Linked DNA regions of Mus musculus: regions 1 and 3 are each linked to region 2. The links are chromatin loops, found by intact Hi-C in ENCODE. Cell type or tissue: left cerebral cortex. All regions are shown on one strand. Links, peaks and the distances in the headings refer to the core of each region. The heading gives the core; the rest is flanking DNA. Region 1 holds the start of Gm9866 (predicted gene 9866). Region 2 holds the start of Sox11 (SRY (sex determining region Y)-box 11). Region 3 holds the start of Gm30515 (a long non-coding RNA gene).

Region 1 (8,325 bases), core at 1,037-6,036, 180 kb after region 2:
TCAGTGGTTAGGAGCACCGACTGCTCTTCCAGAGGTCCTGAGTTCAATTCCCAGCAACCACATGGTGGCTTACAACCATCTATAATGGAGTCCGATGCCCTCTTCTGGTGTGTCTGAAGAGGAGAACAGTAGTGTACTCATATATGTAAAATAAATAAATAAATCTTAAAAAAAAAAAAGAAAGAAAACTTCATTCCAAGCCAAAATAAACACTGACCAGAAGAGTAACCTAGGGAGTTAGATGATTTCGAGGTGCTGGTACTGTCTTGCAAACACGAATGCATTTTAAATGCCCCAGGAAGGAACATCACTCAAGACAGATTGTGAACACACAGACTATGGTATTGTGTGTCAAGCTGAGCGTACAGAAAGTTCTAAGTATCTGCCCTTGGAATGTTGTTTGGATGAGGCTCTACTGACTCCTTTCTGTGGCTGTGACAAGATAGCCTGACAATGAGCAACTTAGGAGATGAACGTTTTATTTTAGCTTCAAATTACAAATACACCACGATAGGGAAGTCACTGTGGCGGGAGCTTTAGAGAGCTGGTCATGTCGCTTCCAAGAGGGAGTCCAGGGAGTCCACAGTGAATGTGTGCGTGCATTACTGCTTGCTCAGCCTGCTTCTTTCACTTTTACACCATCTAGCCTATGCAATGGTGCTGCTCACATTCACAGAGGATCTTCCCACTCAAGTAACCAAATAAGAAAAACCCCTCATAGACAGCAGACTGGCCAGCCAGTCCTTCAGCGAGACTCTCTTCCCAACCACTATGATAGGCTAGACACAATTGTGTGACGTTATCTCAAAAGCCTCAGTAGAAGTTGATTTCTTTAAAGCTGTGACATTTACAGAAAGTGATGTCTATAAAGACCAACAAGAAACAGGATTCACAGAGTCATGGATGTTCAAGTACCTTTATATACTATGGGGGAGAGGTGTGCATGACCATTGCCTAGGGAACCATGAGAAAAAGACCATCCATGTCAGCACTAGAGGAGTTAGTTTTTGAAGTTATTTTCTTTCCTTTATTTTTTCCTTTATTTTTCTAATGCTGAATATTCAGCCCAGGGCCTTATAAATGCAAGCTCTTTATGCCTATGGCATGCCCTAGCCTAGAATTTGAAAACCACAGTTGGGTAACCCCATAGGTTCTTAGACCGTTGATAAAGAGTGTTGACTACAGCCAGATGCTGAGCACACCCAGCACCTATAAGAGTGAATGAGATAGACAGTCTTGATAGTCAGAACCATTGCCTACAGCAGTAGTCACTGCATTTATCAATCACATGGTGGACCGAGCATGGTTTCTGGGTGATTTTGCACATGTTAGCTCATTTATTATTCACATGGGGTCAGCCCATGCCATGCCCCATTTTCCTGTCTCATCAATAGGGACATTGAGGCTGTTGTTACTGAAGCAGGTTAAGTGTTACAGGGCTAAGTGAAAAGGGTGGAGATGCTGAACCCCAAAACCCTTTAGGACTCTCTCCTATGCTGTATTGACTTTTCAAGCTATGGGTAGATATGTTTGACCAAACAAACCCCAAATACAGGAATGATGCTGTTAGCTGGCTAGGGCATCAACATCTATGCAGTGACATCATTGCTATAGCAGGATATCAGATCTCTGGGGCTTCAACTCTGTTCTTCTCACATAACCCTTTATCCTCCAACTACACAGTCCTGTCCTGGTGTGTATTATTAACCTCTGAAATGGCTACAGGGTTTAAATAGCTGTGTTTCCTCTGGCAGCTATATCCTTTCTACAAGGAGCTTTAAGCAGATAAGTTAAATCAGAACAATATGTTGTTCCAGTAAGGGGAGGGCTATAGAGCTGTTTGTGTGTGTGTACGTGGGGGCGGGGGCAAATGGCTTCAATAGGCAGGAATTTATGGGAGAACACGAGAATAAATAAAGTATCTTCACACTTAAGATGTTGATTGACTTAACTGATACCGTTCAGAGGGGGTGGAGATAAACAGACTTCCACCCAGACTCATTCTGCTCAAAATGATGGCTTCCTTTTAGCCGGCACACTTTGCAGGGGTTGGTTGTACGTAGCTTGGGGTATGAGCATTGTGGCATCACGGGACATTGTTTCAGCCTGCGACTTGAGGGTTATGAGCTGGGGAAGAGACAGTTAAAGCTTCCACGCACCAGCAAGATGAGTTGTACCACACAGCGCCCATGCCAAGGTCAGCAGTCTGAATGGAGCTGAGACACTTACTGCCCGTGCCAAGCAGTGCCAAGCACCTCTGGAAGCCCCTGCCTAGGACCCCCAAATTTAGATTCATGCTGCAGTCTGGAGAGTGTTTTGACGGCTGCCGGGCTACAGGGAAAAGCGCACTGCACACTGCCTCTGAGATGAGACAGAGCTCTCCAGGCTGGGAGTCTGGGGAAGCCGGACCTGGGTAGCGCTGCTCAGGTGAGTCGGGAATGGGGGACTCAGATAATGTGGGCTGTCTGGGCCATGCCTCTGCCGTGCTGATAGGAGCGGGCATTCTGCTGAGGCTGGCTGTTGCGGTGAAGCAGATTGATTCCGGAAGATTTCTTGTATTTTCCTAATTCCTTGTTAAAAAACAAGAACCGGGCTGAGCCTGCACTTGGATCATAAAGCCCCCCCCAAAACCAGGAGGATTATTTTAGAGGGGACCTAGCCAAGGAGGAATTGTAGTCCAGACTCTGCCGGAGTCCCAGAAGCCCAGAATCTGATTAACATGTCCCCAGGGGGATTTCTTGGGATGCTTCAAAAGGGACTGAGATGGTGGCCATGGAATACACGGGAGTGGGGGTGGGGTGCCCAATTTCTAATTCAGAACCCATCCTAGACTTAACAGGAAGCTGGTTGGTATTAGGTGGAAAATATCACATAAGCTGGTAGTGTCTGAGTTCTTCACAGGAAAAGGTGATTATCCTTGCTGCAACAAGCTTGCAATTCTTAGGGGACAGAATTAGGCCCTGGTTCGCATTTGTGTTTGCATCCCTGGCATAGGGCTTTTTGACACAGATGAGAATGGTTTGCCTTCCTAAAAGCGATATGAGATTTGGGTCATAGCCACAGCACATTGTAGAAGCGGCTTGTGGAACCGCTGAGTCTGTGCAGGAGTCGTAGAGCAGTATCTGGTATAGAGAATCACATTAGCTCAGGTTGTAACAGCTTCAGACTTAGGCCAGAACATTGCCCTGGTGGCTGCAGCCAAGGGCTAGGTTAGACTCCGGGGTCTTGAAAGCCCAGCTGGGGTCAGTTCACTAGAAGTCTGGTCCATAGTAAGGTTCTGGACAGGTAGTGCTGGCTCATGGAGAAGTAAGTCTTGTTTTACTGTGCAGCAGGCAGGCTCATCCTGTCATGAGAGTTTGCTATTTAATCACTCATTGATCTTTATCTACCTTTAGGGCCAGGTGCAAGAACCCACGGTACTGATGGAAGTGGGTATGCACTCCTGACCTCCCTCTTGATCTTATGCTGGAGGTGGCATGTCTGCTTCATTCCTTAACAACGAGCTTGGGTTCTGTTTCCCTGCAGTCTCTGTCTGCTCTCATGCCATTCTGTACTGAGGCAGGCCATATGCATATATTGTTTAAGCCTAGCCATGATCTCTAAAAAGCTCTTCCAGCTCACGTCTCTCTTCCTGGAAGCACCCAGTGTTTGCTATGTTCTAGATTATATTGATCTGTAGTAGCCCAAAGCTGATATTCCTCATGGGTCCAGTCTATGACTCCACACTCCAGGAGACTACCATTATGCGGCACATGGGAGGGGGGACCTCATTCAACTGCAGGGAGAGACAAAGAGAATCCAAACCCAAGGAGTATATCTGGGAGACAGCAGGAGTTGCAGACAGTGGATGCTGCTGCAAAATGCTGCAGTTCAGAGGCTATGAGATGCATGCTTAGGGCCCACTGCAGGCTGCCTGAACATATAGGATAGCATTCAATAGGACCCTTGATCTGCGCTGCATAGAGTGTGACTATAATCCCTGAGCTTGGATTGTGGTACGGAGAGAGAGGTCTTGGCTGCACCTACCTCAGCATCATGTGGCTCTTGATGATAAATCAGCATCAACAGTTAGATAGCTGGATAATCTCAAAGCTTAGATTCTCGTCCCATAATCAAATCCTAGGTTCTTGATATGGAAACTAAGCCACACATCTGTTGGGGTACTGCTGCCACCATACCGTTTCTTTCACTGTGCAGCAAGCTTGAGGACTATGGTCCCCATTAACCTTCCAGATCCACCACACCACCTTAGCCCAGATGTCACGCAGGCATATGAGCCGGGAGCTGGGGTTAGTCCAACGGCTGTGACAAACGCACCAGAGCTAGTATAGGAAAGAAATACAAGCAACCTAGTGTCAGGGAAGATTAGCATGCACCTGTCTCTGTCTCTCCACATTGGATGCTGGAGAAGTGAAGCAACTGACCAGAAAGACGTGTACAAAGCTGATCTATGTGCCTGTGTACATATGGTGCAGTCACCAGAAACTGCTGCTCTGGTGTATACTGTGGATTCCTAGGACCAGCTTTTTTTCCTTAAGTGATTTTCTAAAGCAAATCGCTTATTTGGTGGCAAAGATGTTGCCTCTGGCAATTCTGATTAGCAGAACAGATTAGCAGAAAGATGGAGGGGATCTTTCACCCTGGGTTAAGGAGCTACAGTGTACAGAGGACTGAACCTGCCCTAGAATGCAGTGCGTGTACACACACACACACACACACACACACACACACACACACATGGAGTGGGAGATGAAAGGTAGAGGAAGCATACACTAACAGGACTTGGTGAGCCTAAGTTATCTACTAGCTAGGCAAGAGGAAAGATATGCCTGGCTTGCTCTCATTCGAGAAATGAGGAGAGTCACACCATGAAAATACTTTATACTTAGCAGCAACAACTCAGTGTACCTTATTAGGATGAATGTAGACACTATGCATCATGATTAAGTATGGAAGTATACCCCTCAACATTCACTATCTTCCAAAATGCATTTTAAAGCTTTGTATATTAATTGTGAATGTTACTTACATTTTGGAGTAATAATTGCTATTTTAATCCTAGTCCCCAAAATTTTAGTTTCTTTTCTTGTTGCTGTAATAAAATATTTTGACCTAAGTAACTCAAGGGAAGGAATGTTTATTCTGGCTTGCAGGTCTAAGGCATAGTTCATCATGTTGGGGATGTGCCAGAGGCAGCAACTTGAGGGAGGTGATGACAACACATCTACAGGATTGAATCAGAGAACATTGACTGCATACACATCAGTGCTCAGCTTTCTAGGGAATGGTGCTGCCCACAGTGGACAGGTCTTCCCACCTCAAGTGATGTAATCAAGGTCCTCCATAGAGATATGCAGAGATCTACCAGATGATTCTAGATTCTGTTAAGCTGACAGCACTAGCCATCATATCAATTTTTGGTTGTTTTTTTTTTAATATTGTAATGACCTTTAAATGTATCTATGTTAGCGTACTTTTGTGTAGCTGTATCCACAATACCTGACATATTGACTCCAAGGAAGAAGGTGTCATTCTGGCTCATAGCATCAGGGCATCTGTTCTGGGCTTGTTTGGCTTTTACGGAACTGTGTAGAACATTAAGGTTACAGAAGTAGGTAACGTGACAACCTCTTTACCACATAGTAGACTGAAAGCAGAGAGTGAGGAAGGGATCAAGAAGCTACAACCTCCAAAGACCTGCTCCCTGTTGTGACCCACTTCCTCTAACTAGGTTCCGCCACCAGGAGCCCCCAATATAGAGCCACTTGCTGAGAACTAAGCCTTCAACACATAAACCTCTAGGCTCATTTCATGTCAAATCCATAAGGTACTTGGATTTTTTGCCTGATTCCTCAACCCCATTCTTCCCTCTGCAGGTGGGGAAAGTCAAGGAAGGCAGGATATTCTCATTATCAAGACACTGGAGAGGCTTCAGGGCTTACCAAAAGGCTCTCTTCATACATCCTTAAAAATATAAGAGAGAGCCCATTTAGGTTTCGTCTCGGTGACTTTACCACCTGATGGAGAAGGTGTATGTATTTAACCTGAATGAGTAAGGCAGGGAGTTCTCAGGTGCTGAGGAAAGAGGATTGTGAGACTGAGTGTGGAAGATGCCAATGGGCCACAGGCGTGGGGGAAGTACAGCAGGCTGGAACTCCACATCTACCTTTTTATTCATTAAATGCAGTGGGCCATAAAATAAAACGAAGCCATGAACGTAAGGGAAGGACTTGAGAGGAGGAGGGGGGCAGCAGCCGTGGGCGAAAAGCAATTAGAATGCATTTTTATACGTGTTTGAAAAAAAACGTTCAAGAACAGATTTAATTCAGTAAGAAAAATCAAAAGAAGTAAACAAGTGCCCATTGTCACCTACGCTATGCAGAGGTCTTCCCTCAGCGTGGTGTCTAGGGAAACTGTTGGGGGCTCTCATGTCCAAGCAGCTGAAAGCAAATTGGACAGAGAAACAAAGGAAAATGAAAATTATGGCAGTTCCAAGCATCTGGAAGGCTGCTTAGACCAAAAGGGAAAGAAAGGCTGTGCTTTAGGAAATAGGAGTATAGCAAGCACAGAAGCCTGGAGGTAGGTCTCTCAGGAAACACAGAGGAGCAGAAGGAAAGCCGGCCATGGAAATGGGGAGGGATTAAGTCAGACGCAGGCCGCAAGAAGGATGTATTGTAGGTATGGGTGTGCACCTATGTGCATACGTGTGTACATGCATGTACATGCTGTGTTGTAGCCAGGCAGTGATAGTTTCTAACCCTTCAAGAGCTAAGCTTCAGGAAGACTATTTAATGGAGGCTGGTGTGGGCTACAGGGAGTCTGGTGAGGAGTTTGGCAGAGATCTAGGCAGCCATCTAAATGTGCCTTGCCCTGAGTGAGGAGGGGATCAGGAGTGAATGTCCCCTACCGAGAGGTCCACAGACCCCTGTGTGCACTGGCAGGATTGGACTGGGGAAAAGCATGGTGAGTGATTGTTTAATGTTCTAGAGAGCAAGAAATTACCTAAACATCATGTGATATTCACACATGTGACATCACGGTGGCTGCTTGCCCCCATGGTCATGCTTTCAAGAAAGCAAGTGGGCAGACAATGTCAGGTTCAAAAGATTCAACCCTTGTAAGAGTTGTTCTTACCCAGAATGACTGTCAGCAATAGCACATCTATTGCTGCGTCTGCTGTTTCTGCTGTTTCTGCTGCTGCTGCTGTTGCTGCTGCTGCTGCTGCTGCTGATGATAATGATGATCTGTACTCTAGGCTAGCCCTAGAGCATCCTGGCAACTGTCTTATCTCCATCTCCCATCTCATGGGCGCAGAGCTGGGATGGCATGTCTGTCATCACTTCAAGCTTTTTGTGGGGCTTCTGTGTATTGGACTGGGGTCCTCCAGCTTTCTGGGATACTAAGCTTTTACCCATCTACCCACCTATCCCACCCCTCTGCCTCTTCGGCTTCCTAGATACAGGGTCTAGCCAGAACTGTAGACCTGCCTCTCATAGCCACTCCCACCACCCCCATTGTGGCTTAATGACCTGTAAACAAGCCACTAACTGCCCCAGGGGGGAGAGAGAAGAGGCAAGGATGTCTTATAAATAAGACTCCACCTGAGCTAATGGGTCGGTGAAATTCATTTTAAAATATCAAGGCCTGAAGCTAACCTCTTGGGGGTGGGGGTGGGGGGTCCTGTAGAGGAGCTTGGAAGAGGAAGGCTGGGAAAAGCCTGTGGGGGGCCTGTGCTGGAGACAGAACTGAGGTCTGAAACTTCTTGGTGTTCAGGTTGGGAAAGTGGGATGCTGGGCCTGGGACCGCCAACACTCCCACTGTTTTTCTGCTCTGTATTGTAGGTGAGGTCCTTGAACAGCTCTACCCTTGCTGCTCTAGCCCTGCCTGGTTTTCTGCATGCCCCACGAAGGTGCTGTGTTCCTTTCCAGGCTGTGGAATCATAAGATAAACAAAAGAGGCACGTCCTCCATGCACACAGGATGGCATCTCCCTCCAGCTGGCCTTAGATGCCCGTTCCTCCGCATCTATATCCAATTCCCTCTCTGTGGAGTTCCTCCCTTTTTTCCCTCCATCCCCACTCAATACCCATAGCTGACAAAAGGTCATGATGACCCAAAGAAATAACAAAAGCCACATGTGCCCAGACAATAGGCAAGAAGTGAACTAGCCTGGGGTACCACCTAGGGGCTGGCATTTTTTCAACAAAATGGCTGGCAGCTGCACCCAGGGGGACTCCCTAGCTGCTGAGGTCTTCTGCCTGTTACTAATGGGTAAGGATGCTGGAAGGAGTGAGAAGCCCTGTTGTTTTTAAAGAAACAGCACGTA
Region 2 (8,325 bases), core at 2,213-7,212:
TGGTTAATAACGGGAGATAGGCGGAGTCGGGACCAGCCATTGGCTGGTGGGAGTAGTGATGTCACCCATATGACACCCTGATAACGAGTTGAGAGAGAGCCCTCAACTTTTTGCAGAAGAAGCGCGCGCGCCTGGGAGTGCTTGGGGTCCGGCGCTTGCGGCGGCTGCCAGGAGTGAGAGAGCGAGAAATCAAGCGAGTGAGAGAGAGAGCGCGGGTCCCGGGCCGCCGCCGCCTCCTCTCCGGTCGCCGCCGCAGCCGCCGACGCAGCAGGGAACGGGGCCGGGGGGGAGGGGGGCAGCCGCGGACGCGCGCGGCCAAGGACTTTGCAACTTGCCGGAGAAGGTGGAGGGGCGGGAGGGGGAGGGGCGCCCGCGCAGGAGACCGAGCGCCCAGCCCCGCCGCGGACCATGGTGCAGCAGGCCGAGAGCTCGGAAGCCGAGAGCAACCTGCCCCGGGACGCGCTGGACACCGAGGAGGGCGAGTTCATGGCGTGCAGCCCGGTGGCCCTGGACGAGAGCGACCCGGACTGGTGCAAGACGGCGTCGGGCCACATCAAACGGCCCATGAACGCCTTCATGGTGTGGTCCAAGATCGAGCGCAGGAAGATCATGGAGCAGTCGCCCGACATGCACAACGCCGAGATCTCCAAGAGGCTGGGCAAGCGCTGGAAGATGCTGAAGGACAGCGAGAAGATCCCGTTCATCAGGGAGGCGGAGCGCCTGCGCCTCAAGCACATGGCTGATTATCCCGACTACAAGTACCGGCCGCGCAAAAAGCCCAAGACGGACCCAGCGGCCAAGCCCAGCGCGGGCCAGAGCCCCGACAAGAGCGCGGCGGGCGCCAAGGCAGCCAAGGGCCCCGGCAAGAAGTGCGCCAAGCTCAAGGCGCCTGCGGGCAAGGCGGGCGCGGGCAAGGCGGCGCAGCCGGGGGACTGCGCCGCGGGCAAGGCAGCCAAGTGCGTCTTCCTGGACGACGACGATGAAGACGACGACGAAGATGACGAGCTGCAGCTACGGCCCAAGCCGGACGCTGACGACGACGACGACGAGCCCGCGCACTCGCACCTGCTGCCGCCGCCGACGCAGCAGCAACCCCCTCAGCTGCTGAGGCGCTACAGCGTGGCCAAGGTCCCCGCCAGCCCCACGCTCAGCAGTGCCGCCGAGTCCCCCGAGGGCGCGAGCCTGTACGACGAAGTGCGCGCGGGCGGCCGGCTCTACTACAGCTTCAAGAACATCACCAAGCAGCAGCCTCCGCCCGCGCCTCCCGCGCTGTCGCCCGCGTCCTCCCGCTGCGTGTCCACCTCCTCATCCAGCGGCAGCAGCAGCGGCAGCGGCGCCGAGGATGCAGACGACCTCATGTTCGACCTGAGCTTGAATTTCTCCCAGGGCGCGCACAGCGCCTGCGAGCAGCCACTGGGCGCGGGAGCGGCGGGGAACCTGTCCCTGTCGCTGGTGGATAAGGACCTGGATTCCTTCAGCGAGGGCAGCCTGGGTTCCCACTTCGAGTTCCCCGACTACTGCACGCCGGAGCTGAGCGAGATGATCGCGGGGGACTGGCTGGAGGCGAACTTCTCCGACCTGGTGTTCACGTATTGAGAGGCGCAGGGCTCCTCGGGAGGCAGTCGTGGCGGTCAGGATAAAGAGGATGGTGGGGGGAGGGGGAGAAGATGCTCATGGTCAGAGAGATGTGGCGCTGAGAAATTGGAAACGGTGATGAAATGTTGTTGGAGTTAAAGTGAAATGAGTAGTTTTAAACAGATTTTCCAAGTTTTTTTTTTAATTTTTATTTTTAAAAAATTTTTTGGTCTCCCCACTCTTCCCGTCCTTTATCGTGTCTCAAGGTAGTTGCACACCTAGTCTGGAGTTGTGATTTTTTCCCCACCCGTAAAAAAACGTGTTTTGTAATTTCTATTTCTTTTTCCTGAAATTCGTGATTGCAACAAAGGCAGAGGGGACCGGGCGGGGGAGGGGAGGAGGCCCCGCTCCGGAAGGCGCTGTTTGAAGCTTGTGGCTCTTTGAAGTCTGAAAGACATCGGCAGAGGACCCTTTAGACGGCACAACTGTTACTCTAGGGAGTTGATTTTTTTTTCTTAAGAGATTTAAAAAGGAACTGGTGATTTAAAAAAAGAAAAACACAAAAAGGGACCATTGCAACCTTTTTATTTTATTTTCTTTTTTGGAGGGAGAAAGCTGATGTCTTCTATGCATCCGATTTCTTAAACTGCAGGGAGCTTGAAAAAATGCAGTCTGTACAAACGCTTACAAAAATCATAACTGTGAACTGACTTAAGACCAGAGTTTACTTTTCAGATCAAATTGTTTATGGTTTTACAAATGTGATTTCTACTTGGCAACCTTTTTTTGGTAACTCGTTCCCTTATACCTCCTTGATTGAATACCTTACAGCCTAGACCTCAGTACAAAAAGGTATTGAAACATTTTTGATACATAACAGACCTCAATCTTTTTTAAAAATTAATATATTTTCAGGCGTATTTTTGTACAGTGAAAAGGGAACAATCTTGCTGTGTTTTTTCAGTAAGACTTTCAGGCACTTCTTCCCTTTTGATTTCTTTTTCTTTTTTTCTCTTCTTGTTTTTGTTTTTCTTTTTTGTTTGTTTTTTTAGCATGCAAATATGTTGGTACGTTATGTCCTGGTTTAAAAGGATTAAAAATTTAAAAGTAATCCTTGCATCTAAAGGCCTTGTGGTTTAAAAAAAAAAGCAAACTTTTTTGTACAGCTATAGTAGAGATTTGTTCAATATTTGTAGGTAAAGATTTATTGAAAATGGTGACCTAGACCTCAGAGCTGTTCTTAGTTTAAGACTGTATGTACTGTATCATAGTAGGACCTATGTATCTCATCGCTGTGATGTGTGGACGGGGCCCCAGACAGAAGGTTTGAAACTGGATACGCGATTTTTATCAAAAAGAAAAAGGAAAGGCACATAGTTTAAAATTTTCTCATTTTGTGCAATATAATTAAATAAACAGACCATTGCATATTTAGTAGCAAATGGTGGCGAAGCAGACTCAATGCACTGTCGAAGTCACCGCCGGGGTTTTTGGGTTTTTTTGTGTGTGCTGAAGTCTGTGTCTTGATTTTAATAAATCAGCAGGATCGGATAGAAGCTCGCATGGCCCTTAGTCTCTCCCGGGAGCCGCGTGTTCACCGCGCAGCGGACGCGGGTGGCGGAGGGCGGATGCCGCTTTTTGGAGCCCTTAGGCTGCCATAGGTTGCAGCCCGGTGTCCTCCCTTCTCACCCCGCCCTGCGTCTCCATCCCCGCCGTGGGCTTCGCGCTGGTCCGTGCCTGGCGAGTCTGGAGCTAGTGTCCACAGGGCTAGGCCTCCGCTTCTGGCTTTGGGTTTTTTCTGTTGTTGTTGGTTTTTTTTTTTTTTTTTAAATCTCCACCCCCATCCGCGGGCGGCATCGCTGCGCGCGCGCGCGCGCGCTCAATGAGATACGAGTGGAGAGGGCCGCGCCCTTCAGCGTTATCCACGCGGGTGGGGCACGAGGAAAGCAAATGCGCCTAGAGCCGCCTTCACGGTGCAGGATGGCTTTGGTTTCTTTGATGGAGCATTTGCCTCCAGGGGCCCGGTCCAGCCCTCCCCTCCCCCACTGCCCCCTCCCCCCCGCCAGCTTGTCCCTCGTGGTGTCCCGCGCGCAAGCCCAACTCCCCAGGGCCGCGACGCACGCGACCGAGGAGCCCTTCAGCAGTGAATTGAAACTCGGTGCCCAACAGCCCGACTCTAGACCCACAGAAACCATTACGGCGCGGGCGCTGACCGCGGGGACTTGACCAGTAGGGATCCAGGTCGGTGCCCCACGCAAGACAGGCACTGCAGATAGAGAGCTCGCCCTCACGGAGCAGCGCGATCTCATAGCGCGTGGGTGGGGCGGCGACCCGGTGTGGCTTTTTCGGGCTTCCCTCGCCCACCCCTCCCCCACAGCGCCCTGCTGTGAGCCACGCGGGGACCTTTAAGCCGCGAATAATTTCACCAGCGGTTTACTGGGGACAGATTCTGAAGCCTAAGGAAAAGGCATTCTGAGTGTCTTGAGTTCTTAACATTTGCATGTGTTCCCGTTTCCCGTCGGGCGTTTTCCATGGTGAGGAAGGAACTTTTAAATAAATTAGAAAAGGAGTGAGGATCTGGCTTCAGAATGGAAGCATAGCTGCAATTTGTATTTTAAAATTATGTGGCCGAGTTTCTTGGTAGGAAAAGAAGAGACAGTTCTTGGTTGGAGATCAGGAAAAAAAGAAATCTTTTCTTTCTTTCTTTTTTTTTTTTTTTTTTTTTTTTTAAATCCCAGTTAGAACTCAGGAAAGGCGCTTGAATGCGCTTTTAACAATATTTAAAGCGGTTTCGACGAATGCATTGTGAAGACCATTCCCAGTGAACTCTATTGAATGTCTAATACACAAGGTATTCCAGCTACTGGCCAGGCTTCAATAAAAGGTTAGCTGCATTTTTTTTCCTCCTAAGTAAGTCTTATTTTTAACTGAGCATTGACAGTATCTTAAAATGGTAACGTGGGCGTGGGCGTTGTGTGCATAGCAGTCTAGCCGGTTGGGTACCCTGCTCCTGTACCTAGTTCACAGACTCGAGTGCATTTTTTTTTGGCGAGATTTCCATCTTTGAAGAAACAAAAAAACAAAAACACCTGAACCAGCGTTCTCTTATTCTTTAAGCTGTGGAAATAATTTCCAGTTTCTACATTCTCGATATGCATCCTTATTAAAAAGATAATACGAATGAAAGGCAGTGTGCTTAAAGTGTGCTTTGCAAATACATGTTATGAATGACTACGGTCACTGGGCAAATTATTTGTAGAATGATTAGCCTTTAGCTAGAAAAAAAAAATCATTGCAGCTCTTTTGGGCCTGGATGGTTCTTTTTAATGTTAATGGAGGGGAAGTGATTTAAATATGCATGCTCTTAGCAGTCAGGATCTGACTTAGTTGTTTTGAGAGAAAAAAAAATCAAAAGGCAAGGTCTACTTTTTTTCTCTGGGAATTGAAACCACAATCATCTTGATACTAGAACAGTGTAAGAAATGAACATTTGTTCTTCACTTCAGAATTCAAATGAGTTTTGCCCAAGGAATCTGGGAAATAAGGCAAATAAGTTGCTCAATTTTCAAGTAGTCATTCAATAGAAATATACTCCATCACTCGGCTTTCTTATTCTCTGATGGGGTATTCTGTATAGTCTCACTGTTTTCTCCTAATGGGCATATGTATCTTTGTGGACACTTGGAAGAGAGGTTTTCTTGTACTCTCTCATTTCTAGAATCTTTATACTCTTTTTCCTGCAAGGTTCTCTGCTTTTAACAGATTTCTGAGGCAACTATATTTGTGCTTTTTTCTTATGTAGGAAGACCAGCGAAACTAGCTTACTGAGTTGTCGATTTTATCAGTAGATAAAGAAACTTTGTTTATTACAGTTTCAGGGAAGGTTTTTCAGGATATTTCTCAGTTATTCTAAGGGCCAAATTTTATATATAAAAAAAAAAAAACTTCATTAGGAATGTCAGTTTCAGATACCCTTTGTATAGCCTGTGGCCTGCAAGCACGACAGGACTGAGCCTTACATGTGTCCGAACAGGAATTCATAAGTCCCCAAAGTAAACGTCTCCATGTAACGATTCTTGACGTGTTTCTCTGAGAGTTGGCTTATTTTGATTATCAATTCTTTCTCACTGTCCATTCCTATTGATTTATCCTGCCATATCTCTTTGGGTTTGATGAGCTCAACATTTTTTGCTCTTTGATAACAACTCAGGTTTTGGTTTGGGGTTTTTCATGCCCCCTTTGTGTGTTGCTTATGTTTTCCACCACAGTATAAAAGTACTGAAGCCAAGCCACTTCCCATTCATTCCTTTACTGCTGCCTCCCTTTCCCCAACTCCCAACTCCTAACACACCTTCATTTTTTTCCCATCGTCTTCTTCTTCTTCTTTTTTTTTAACACTACCTAGATGCGTTAGCTGCCTGATTAGTTTATCTATTCCATGTGGATGCAGTGAGTTTATAAGAGAATTTCACAAACAAGTAGTTTTTTAGTGAACTTAAACAGAATTTTAAAGGAGACCTATTTTTATACTCAATAAAAGCACAAAACGTGCATAAAATATAGCATGGCGTACAAAGGGAAATCCACTCATAACGTTCCATGTATAGAAGTAATAATTTTCTTGGATAGCGATATTCTTTGAAGACCCAGTGCCTGTCTGCCTGTGCCCAGACAGGGTGGTTTCCACACACTGGGAACTTCCGGTTGCCGGCACTTGACAAACACAGTTCACCACAGCCACAAAGAGCAATAGGTAGGAGCTGAGGTGTGCCTCCTGATGAGCAGTCGGCCACTAGGCAACCTGGATGTGCCCATGTGGAGGCTCCAGCCTCACTGTTTGATCAAACTTCTTTTATGTAGTCTCTTCTGTGAAAAAAAAAAAAAAAAAGACCAAACAAAGCAATAGGACAAGTTTGAAAATGCATTTGAACATAGGATTTCCTCCAGGGTCCTCAAAGAGATTTTAAAAAAAAAAACAACAACAAAAAAAAACGTGACACTTAAGTTTAGTAGGCACATTACATTCCCCTCCCCTTCAAAAACAGAACGACTGGAAATAATCAAGACATAGCGTAAAAAGAATTTTGATCAAATGGATATTGACAAAGGGCCCTCGATCCCATTTCTCTTCACCCAGCTTGTGTTCAAAAACCTTATGCCTCGTCCCCTGAATCACACAGGGAGAAGCGTCCTATGCCATTGTCATGGACTCCCCACTTTGTCTACTTTTGCTCTTGTACATATGTTGTGGGTATCAGTTGTTCCCATTTGTTCTGTAACACCCTTGTTTGAATGGACTGTTTTGAAACGGAGGCCTGTGTCTCAGGTATGGGACACCTAGTGGTCGTGGCAACCCATCCCGTGATGCTTTGTTTCCCGGGACAGAGCCACCTGAAGTCTGAGAGTAGTTATCAGCATGGCACTGTTAACAAGTGTTCTGTTTTCCAAGGCCGAGAAAAAAAGAAAAAGAAAAAAGGAAAAAAAAAAAAAAGCAACTTTCACAGCTGCTCCAGGTTTGGGAGAGGAATAGCTGGAAAGCCCTTTTGTTTAGAAGTCTGAGTGGGTTATGGGGGGACTTTTATAGAGTTTGCATGCCAGCGCAGGACCTGTTGCTGTCAGACAGAGAGAAGGAGAAGCTACCTGAGGCAGTGCGCTGGGGGACTACGTAAGTGTCCCGTAGCACTAGGGCAGCAAATGCATGGTGAAGTCATGTCTTCTGGTAGAGGTTATCTAGCATGCAGAGTGTAGTGTGTTGAAACTGTATGACGTTGCTGTATCAAAGTTGTAAAATTAAGCATTATTTATTGAAAACTATGTATTTTTTTGTAAAAACCTGATCACACAAGAGAGTATCAGTGGCTTGTGCTTTGTGCTTCAATCAAACCAGCTTCGTGACCGCCCTCCTTGGAATGCAGTGTTAATGCTCAGGGTTGAATTCATACACTCCAATGTCTCTTTTTGCAGGAGTTTTTCACAGAGGAATACATTTGTTCAAAAGACCAATAAAAATCGTGTGATCAATCTCCACATGTGGCTTTTATGTGACTTTTTTGTTTTGTTTTTGATTTTTTGTTTTGTTTTGTTTTGTTTTGTTTTTTGTTTATCTTTCCCACTTTGCATTGGGTAACTACTGTGTGACTCCTAAAGTGTTGTCTCGAAGCTGAGAGATTTGAAAAGTCTTGGTGTCTCAGCATCCAACCAGGACCCACAGCTTGGGCAGGACTGGGGCCCTCAGGAAGTGATGCTTAGGGCAGGCTGCGAGCTGCCCACAGTGGAATAAGCATGGTGATCGTGTCTTGGTATTTTTAACTGGCCAATAGAGTAAATAAAAAGCATAGGCAAAGTATAGAGGGGTAGGTTAGCCTGTTTGTCAGAGTTAGAGGATGAAGGGATTATTCAGGGGCAGTTGCTGATGTTGAATCCAATGCCAGCAAACTCCATTCCTCAGTGTCTTTTTTTTTCCCCCTCTATAAGCAATTTACATTGTAAATGTATTTTGACATAGAAACCATTCTGTATTGAAACTCTTGCTATAAGATGTTTTTATGAAAGCCTGTAAGTGGTCCTTGGAATTATTATCAGATTTTTTTAAAGATGTGTTTACATGGTGAGTGTTTGTTGCATATTAATTAAATTTGGTTTTGTAGAAACATCTGTGTCGTATCATGACGGATCTCTATGGGCACGGCTTACACACTCACATGCGTGGCTCACACACCCACTTCTGGGCCCCTGGTAAGACCAATGTCA
Region 3 (8,325 bases), core at 1,270-6,269, 250 kb after region 2:
CATGATCCTCTCAAACCCTGTCTACTGGTGTGTCACAAATGACACACAAAGTGAAAATCTGGGTGAGTTGCCTCAAACAGCTGGGCCCTAGGTGTCCTTTCTGTAAGGTCTCTGGAAAAGTAATCCTTCCACCGTGGGGATGGATAAAATAAATGAAACAAACAACAGTGAGAATAAATCTGAAGTTGTGGCTTATGAAACTAACTGGATGGGCCTGCTGGATCTTCTAACTTCCCAGATGGACATATTCTAACTGGGTCTAGCGGTGCCACACTTGTGGTGCATGAATCAAGAAGCCCAAGCAGAGGAAGATTTCTCACCTGCAGCAGGCAAGGAAGCTCAGGCATCATGTCCACAGCAAGGCCCTTCTCCAACAGAGGAAGTGAGGGATTCTGTACGCACTGATCCCAGAACGTGTTTTGCAGGGGAACACACCCTTAAGCCTGCACATTGTTAGACAATCCTCCAGAAGGAAAGGTGGCGCCAACATCCGGAGTTTGACCACCCAGGACCCACAGGATGGGAAGACAGAAGCAATGGCCACAACTTGTCCTCTGATTCTTTGGAAAGTGTGCTGTAGCATGTGTGTGTGTGCAAACACACATACACACACAGTCACCCACTCACAAACCCATAATCACATGCTCTCACACATATTCACAAAATGAATAGATGGGAAGAAAGAAAGAAAAGAAAGAGAGAGAGAGAGAGAGAGAGAGAGAGAGAAAGAAAGAAAGAAAGAAAGAAAGAAAGAAAGAAAGAAAGAAAGAAAGAAAGAAAGAAAGAAAGAAAGGTAGGTAGGTAACATTCAAATTTGGGGGCATGCTTAGCCCCAAGTCAAGAATCACATGTTTTAAAACGTTAAAAATAGTGGAAAGAAAGACATTTGGGCATGGTTATTTTTTGTCATATGGATAGTGGATAAGACTACCTCTGGGCATTCTATGTCTTTGTCATAAAGTTTTACTGAAAAAAAAAAAGGAAAGGAAATTTGAAGGCACATTACCATAGGAGTTTGCCCCTAAGGGCGCCTGCCTCATTTAGTGGCTAATCATATTACTTTGGGAACAAAGGTTGTTTGTTTTGAGCCAATAAAAACCTTCCTCTGTGGCAATCATCTGCAGGGCTCCTTCCCATGTCCTATAATTTGCCTTTCACACTGAAAAAGCTTCTCTGAAACTTACCTGACAGATACCACATGGGAGAAGGTGGCCTTCTGTGCCTACAGAAAAGGGAAACTGTGGAGAGGAGAAAGAGTAGCTCCTTGTCCTCCCCTCAGTATCGAATGGCCTTCTTGAAGCTTGCCTGACCCAACTGAAGCTCTTCATCCCCCAGAGGCCAATGTGGACCCTGTGCTAGGCCCATGTGCTCAGATGGGAATCCTTGCAGGAGCCAGGAGTCACCTTCTCTATAATCGGTTGCAGCAAAGAAGAATCATGAACTTGAGATGGAATTGGGGGACATGTGGGGGTAGGAAGGAAGATAGGGGTGGAAATGGTGCAAAACCAGTACTTGTGTATGAAATTTTCAACAAATGAATGAATGAATGAATGAATGAATGAGAAAATAAAAGTTTTCTGGCACATTCTCTCCTCTAGTGAGAGGGAAGTTTCTGGAAAAGAAGAGAGACTCCTAGTTCTCTGACTGCATCAGCCTATCTGAGGGCACTCCTGGTGCTGAGCATTTCAGCCGAGTCTGAAGATATATAGGGAACAAAGATCTCAGACACCTGGTCTCAGAAACTGAAGAGCTGGCTGCCTATTCTGACCCTTGTGTTTTGATAAATTCTTTTGATAAATCCATTAGATGTTTCCCAAGATTCAGTGGCAATGAGAGCTCCCGCCCTGGGAAGGGAGCACACAGCTCCACACTGCTTTCACAATGAGTACTGACAATGGCCCACAAAGGATGAGGAGCCAGAATGTTAATTTTATAATTCTCCCAATGTCTACTGTAGGCTTCTCGCACCAAGTGGTCACTGAATCAAATCACCTCCACAGGTAACACTGCTATGCCCTATAACTACTTTAACCCATGCCCTAGACATTTTATAGCTGAACACAAGTAAGCTCATAAAATACAGACATTTTACAAATCAGATATAGAACAAAATTGACATAAGCTATTCTTATAAGAAAGCCAGAAAAAAAAATGATGTGCATTTTTCAGCATGTAACTTCTTTTAAAGTTAGAAATACCCACTTGTTTTTATAAGTGATCACCCATACCCTGTCTGTAAAAGTCAGTTGAGTCACTGAATTACCTAGTATTTGCAAGCAGAAGGCTGACAATTTCTTTTGCTGGTTCTGGGAGCGGAACCCAGGGCCATGGGCAAGCTTCCTCCAGCTGAGTCCCACACTCAGCTCTCACCAGTAGGCTCCTGTGGTAAATTTTCACAGATGTCAGGCAGGACTCCAGAGCTCAAGTCTCATTGGCAGAAATTTACTGTATGACACAAAACATGAGCACACATTATATTAAATAGACATTAGTAGTCTGCTTGATTTGTTATCCCCCCTCCGCCCCCCGAAAAGAACCATGCAGCATTTGGAATTGCGTACCTGACTCATTGTGGAGTGTGACTTGGGGATGGGCACAGGGGTGAGATTGGTATGAAGTTAGAGGTCCTCATCAAGGGTCCTCAATTGCTTTCTATCTCATTCTCTTAAGATTTGTGTGTGTGTGTGTGTGTGTGTGTGTGTGTGTGTGTGTGTGTGTGTGTGTGTGTGTGTGTGTGTTGCACATGAATCCACCTCCCCTGGAGACCAGAGGTTTCAGTGGCCCTGAAATTGGAGATACAGGCAGGTGTGAGCAGTCCAAAGTGCCCTCCGGAGAAGCAGTAAGAGTTCCTATTCTCTGAGTCACCATCTTATCTTCTAAGACAGGGCTTCTTGCTGGACCTGGGCTCACTCATTTGGAGTGACTCTCTGGCTAGCAAAGCCTCGGGAGTCCCCCAACTCAGTCTCCCAGCACTGGGAATGCAGGCACTAACTACAGTGGGTTCTGAGGATCCAAATGAGCCACTTTGCCAGCCCTTTCTTGCAAGTAAAATAAAACACTGCTTTTAATCCATTAGGCATCCCGTTACCTTGTCCTTATATAAAAATGTAACTTCTTACCATTTCACAGTTTAGGGCTATTTGTCCTTCACCCCTCCCAGTGACACTCTAGGAAGTATTTGTCCTTTCCCACCCCTCCCAGTGACACTCTCAGAAGAAAAATCTTCAGCCCACTCAGCACACATTTCTTTGTCCCCTCCCCTTTTCATTAATATTTCATCACTAAGGCCCAAGCAGCAGGAGCCTTGGTGGGGGGAAGAGTGTGACATTGATTAAGTGTGTCTTCAGTGAGTGACTCTCTCCCAAGCCCAGCCATAATGGAGGGGAAGTCGTGAAGACAAGATAGAGCTCACATGTTGAAAAATTATTCCTAAACCCCTCCCAGAGCAGGAAGGCCTCTGAGTCTGGGATTCATTTGCTGTTTGCCTGATAAGCTTGAAAAATTTTGCTCCTTGTCATTTTTAAAAATAGCTGGGTTGCCTCTTTCTTTCTTTCTTTCTTTCTTTCTTTCTTTCTTTCTTTCTTTCTTTCTTTCTTTCTTTCTTTCTTTCTTTCTTTCTTTCTTTCTTTCTTTCTTTCTTCCTCTCTCTCTTTCTTTCTTTTCTGTCTTCCTTTCAATGTGTGGTGGGGTGAGGAGGCCTGCTAATGAATGAGAAAGGAATCCTCCGCTCTTTCTCTGTCCATTTCCCCACCCCACCCCCTCCTCCCCGTCTGCTCCTTTCAGGCTGGCTGTTGGGACAGGAGGCTTCCAGGGTTCACACCATCTTCCACATAATAGGGTAGCATTTTACACCCATCCTCTGCCTGGCAGGTGGCAATGACGTCATGTTTGAAGTCAGCCCAAGGTGAGCAACTTGCAAATAATGTGAGGAAAGAGTGAGGAAAGAGTCTGCCTCGGCTTGGGCTCTGAAGAGACAGGAGGCAGGCCGAGACGCTGGTGTCTGTTCGGTGAGCCTCACAGAGGCTGTGGAGAGATTTTCAGCAATATTAGGGGCAGCACATGCTCCACAATACGGGGGGGGGGGGGCAGAGGGGGGGCACCGCCATCTGATTTTCGCCTCATATTCTGGGGGGGGCAGAGGGGGGGCACCGCCATCTGATTTTCGCCTCATATTCTAGGAGTGACTCTCTTCATTGCTTTTGTACACGCTGAAAGGAGTGGCATCCGTCAGCCAATATGTGTCTGTATAAATTATGCATCTGTGAGTCCCTGCTCACGTGGTGTGCGGGAGGCAAGATGTGCCTTTGTGGGGGAAGAGGAGGAGGGAAGGGGGGAGGGGCCGACTGAGGGAAGGCTGGGAATCCGGGAGGCTTCTGTGAAGAATGAGAATGCATATGAACAGAGGAATCTCAGGGGAAAGCCTGACTCTTAGAGAGACTGGAAGCCAGACCTAAGCTGAGTCATGTGTCTTCGCTCTTCCCCATTTCCCCTGTCTGCTTCAAACCCTTCTTTTTTGCCCACCCACTGCCCCTCACTGTGGCTGACTGGAGGGACAGGGACAAGCATCAGTATAAACTGGGTATACAGTCAAGTTTTGGTACATATAGAAAAGGGTACCACAGCAAAACCTTGATGTCAATCATTAATACAGCATACAAAGCTGTGTTGTGCTGAGATTCTCCCGGGGGACAGAATGGACCCTTAGCAGTTGGGAAGGAAAGAGGTTATTAACAAGTCAATGTAGTTGTAATTGTAGATCTAAAGTTGTCCCTGCCTTGGAGCAAGCTGAAGATGTTGCTGTCCATGGCTGCAGCTCTAGACAGCCATTGCAGTTCCCAAGATGGATGCCACAATCTAATATTATAAAGAATGTTAGTTGCTCCTAGAACATCTATGAATTAGCTGGACTCCTGAGTGGAGTCACAGAGAAATGTGCAAATCCTTCCAGCGGGGGAGGCTCTGCATCAAGCTCTGGGAAAGGGTCAGTAGGTGGGGCAGGATGTGGAGAGTCCTGTCTGTCTCTGGGAGGTAGGCCTTGGAGGGAGGAGCTCATACCGTGTCCTCAGGATATTCTTCCCTTCCCAGAGATGCCAAAGGACTTTCTTCCTGGGGAATAAACCCAGTTACTATATAAGCCCTTCAGATACTACAGGACCAGCTTTTCTCTTACACAGCAGAGGAAAATCAAATCAAATCAAAATCATGCTTTTATAATCTCTGGAGGCAAAAAAGCCAGTAATTTAGTATGATTGGTTAAGCAGACAGTCTGAAAAAGGAGAGAGAGAGACAGAGAGAGAGAGAGAGAGAGAGAGAGAGAGAGAGAGAGAGAGAGAGAGAGAGAGAGAATTATTTACCACGTGTGATGTTTCTGAAGAACATAGACTAAACCCAGAGTTGTCTTTTTGTTAAACTGAGCATGGTAGAACGCAATTGTAATCTCGGGACTAAGTAATCTGAGGCAGGAGGATGGCTGAGAGTTTGAGGCCAACCTTGACTACGTAATGAGAGATTGTTGATTAGGAGTTGCGCTAGTTGGGAGGGGTGTGAGCCTCTGAGCACCAAGGAGAGAGGTGTGGGTGCGTGTGCTGCCTCTCCACAGGGCCTCGCCTGGGTGAGCACTAGAGACTAGGTGCAGACATGAAGCCTTGGAAGCCACTCTTGTCTCCGTAGTAAATCCTTCCTCTGCATATTTTGATTAATGCCTTCAAGTCCGCCAGATGATGAAGCTAGCTGGGCAAGTGCCCCAGGGCATTGTGTGTGTTTGGTCCTGTCCACAGTTGTTATCAGTGGCTTGCTTGACAATGCCACGCTTCAGGTTGACTCCTTGGGGGAAAAGGACTATAAATTCTTGGTGCTTTTAGCCTTTATTACCGACACCTGATAAAATCCACATCTTCTCCCCATTCTGAAATGTTTCTCGTAGTTTGTTATACCTGAAGCTCTTTAGGAAACCCACCCTGGGCATTTTTCAGTTTGTGATATAGGGACGGTCTGTGCCAATGAAACCAAGTTACTTTCACTCACATTTACTAGGAACCCAGCTTCTGATGACAAGGACTTATCTGAATATGGTGGAGCCCTCCTACCCTCTACTACAGAAGTGATTGCAGCCTTTCTGCCCTGTATGGCTTGCTTGCACAGACCCCAACTTCTGCTGCCGTCACAGACTAGACTCCTTAGTAGAGAAATTGGCCCTAGCTTTCCAGCTCTAGCTCCTACCACCACAGGTCTCTTGCCATTTCTTGTACGTTTTTCTTGATGGTTCGGTGGCTTTTGGAGCCACTGGTAATGTTACTTCCAGGACTAGCTTCTAACCGTTAATATCTTTCTCTCGCTTCAGCCGTTAAGAGCACTTACTGTTTTTGCAGAGTTCTTAGGGTTCCATTCCTGGCACCCACTTGGCAGCTCACAATGATCTGTAAATTCAGTTCCAGGGGATACTATGCCCTCTTCCAACATCCTTGGACTCCAAGAATGCTATGTAGGGTGCACACGTGCACGTAGGAAAAACACTCACACAAAATAAGTAAGTCTAAAACAAGACTTCTGTCCTGCACCAGGCTGCCTCTAAGGCTCTGTAACAGGGTGAGAGGAAAAAAAACAAAAACAAAAAACCAAACCAAAACAAAAAACCCAGCAAGTAGCTAACAGGGTTGAAAGCACTGTGCCCTTGAGAACAGCTGGAAGAAGAACCATTTCCAACAGGGGTAACTGTTGCTTATCCTGGGGTTTAGAGACCCCTGCTGTGGGAACGAATGGGGGGGCTCACCATTGAGGAGATTCTGAGTCAGGAACACAGCATCCTTCTTTCACAGCCGGTCTTTTAGATGATGTAAGGCCCAGCTTTGATGCTATCACCTCTGTTGATTCTACCCCTTGGGCTTCTCCAGTCATTGCTGTTGGGTGCTGCTACCTCCTCCTCTGACAATGTTCTACTGTCCCTCTGCTGTTTCTGTCTGTTCCTTGATGCTCACTCTATAACCTCTTTAAAAACTCACTCACTTGCAGTCAAAGATGTTGCTATCATTCTCAGGACCATACAGAATGATCCTGGGAAACACCACTGTGGTCTTTTTAACTTTGAGTTTGTTTAGATTCCACATAATTGAGATTCTAAATAGTTTGCTTTCCCTTGAACTTATTTTAAAATGTGTTATAGTGTATTCCAAACCCCCATTCATCACAAAGGGTGCAATGGTTTTCTTTCTGAAGGCAGAATAGCAATAGAGTATTCCTTCTGTGGTGTATGGGTCCGGTTTCTTTCCCTATCCGTCACCAATGAGTACCTGAGTTTCTAAATCTTGGCCATTGTAAGAAACGCTGCAAAAGACATGTGCTTATAGACTTTTACATTTTGAGATCCTGATTCCATTTTCTCTGAAAGCATGCTGGGAAACAGGTGTGCCAGAGCCTGTGGGAGTTGCTACTTTTGTTCCTTTGTAACTGTCTGCCAACAGTGGCTCTACATCTTCTCAATCCCACCAACTGCTTAAGGCTCTTTTCTCACATCCTTTCTCCCCTTTTGCCTTTGTTTTTTTTTTATGATTTTACTTTATTCTTTTCCACTTCATATCCTGCTCCCCGCCCTCTTCCCGGTCATTCCCTCCTACAATCCTTGCTTCTCTCCTCCATTTCTCTTATGAGTGGGTGGGGATACCCTGGGTATCCCCCAACCCCTGCATATTAAGTTTCTGTGGGGCTAAGCACATCCTCTCCCACTAAGTCCAGACAAGGCAGCCCAGCTAGAAGAACATATCCCACATACAGGCAACAGCTTTGGGGACAGTCCCTGCTCCAATTGTTCAGGATACACATGAAGACCAAGCTGCACATCTGCTACATACATATAAGCAGGGATGCCTAGGTCCAGCCCTGTATGTTCTTTGGTTGTTGGTTCAGACTCTGACAGCCTCCAAGCAAGGGTCCAAGTTAGTTGACTCTGTTGGTCTTTCTGTGGAGTTCCTGTCCCCTTTGGGGCCTGCAATTCTTCCTCCTATTCTTCCATAAGAGTCCTCAAGCTCTATCCACTGTTTGAATCTGGGTGTCTGTATCTGTATGAGTCAACTGCTGGGTGGGCTTTCAGAGGACAGTCCTGCTAGACTCCTGGCTGCAAGCATAACACAGTACCGTTAAATCTTGTCAGGAATTGTTGCTTGGCCATGGGAAGGGTTTCAAGTTGGGTCGGATATTAGTTGTCATTCTTTCAGTCTCTGCTCCATCCCCTGTGTCTGTCTGCATCTGTTGTAGACAGGATAAATTTTGGGTTGAAAGTTTTGTGGGTTGGTTTGTGTCTTTATCATTCCACCAAGGTTCCTGTCTGACTAC

What was found. Peaks named below come from ENCODE experiments on the same cell type or tissue, not always from the same donor. Only the 100,000 strongest peaks of a DNase experiment are listed, where the experiment ranks them.
Region 1: a loop joins it to region 2, with 4 times the contacts of the local background. A loop is called at or near these places in 6 of 42 quality-filtered maps.
Region 3: it touches region 2 in a loop (6-fold over the local background); 2 of 42 quality-filtered maps call a loop at or near these places.

Annotation. Positions count from the first base shown.
Region 1 is chr12:27,154,332-27,162,656 of GRCm38, reverse strand. Gm9866 (predicted gene 9866) reads left to right here and starts at 2,141. Exons shown (of 2, transcript NR_045870.1): 1 at 2,141-2,427. In left cerebral cortex, for the core only: no CTCF peak of the experiment used is centred there; DNase peaks (open chromatin) are centred at 2,794, 2,999, 3,300, 3,646 and 2 more places; H3K4me3 peaks cover 2,847 bases; H3K27ac peaks cover 2,677 bases.
Region 2 is chr12:27,334,492-27,342,816 of GRCm38, reverse strand. It overlaps Sox11 (SRY (sex determining region Y)-box 11), which reads left to right and starts at 99. Exons shown (of 1, transcript NM_009234.6): 1 at 99-8,325. The coding sequence starts at 409. The coding sequence ends at 1,596. In left cerebral cortex, for the core only: a CTCF peak has its summit at 6,919; DNase peaks (open chromatin) are centred at 3,314, 3,877, 3,969 and 4,531; H3K4me3 peaks cover 3,121 bases; H3K27ac peaks cover 1,645 bases.
Region 3 is chr12:27,078,856-27,087,180 of GRCm38, reverse strand. Gm30515 (a long non-coding RNA gene) reads left to right here and starts at 3,636. Exons shown (of 7, transcript XR_001780580.2): 1 at 3,636-3,904. It overlaps Gm30401 (a long non-coding RNA gene), which reads right to left and starts at 3,631. Exons shown (of 4, transcript XR_001780591.2): 1 at 3,120-3,631; 2 at 2,264-2,445. In left cerebral cortex, for the core only: no CTCF peak of the experiment used is centred there; DNase peaks (open chromatin) are centred at 3,919 and 4,309; H3K4me3 peaks cover 850 bases; H3K27ac peaks cover 1,299 bases.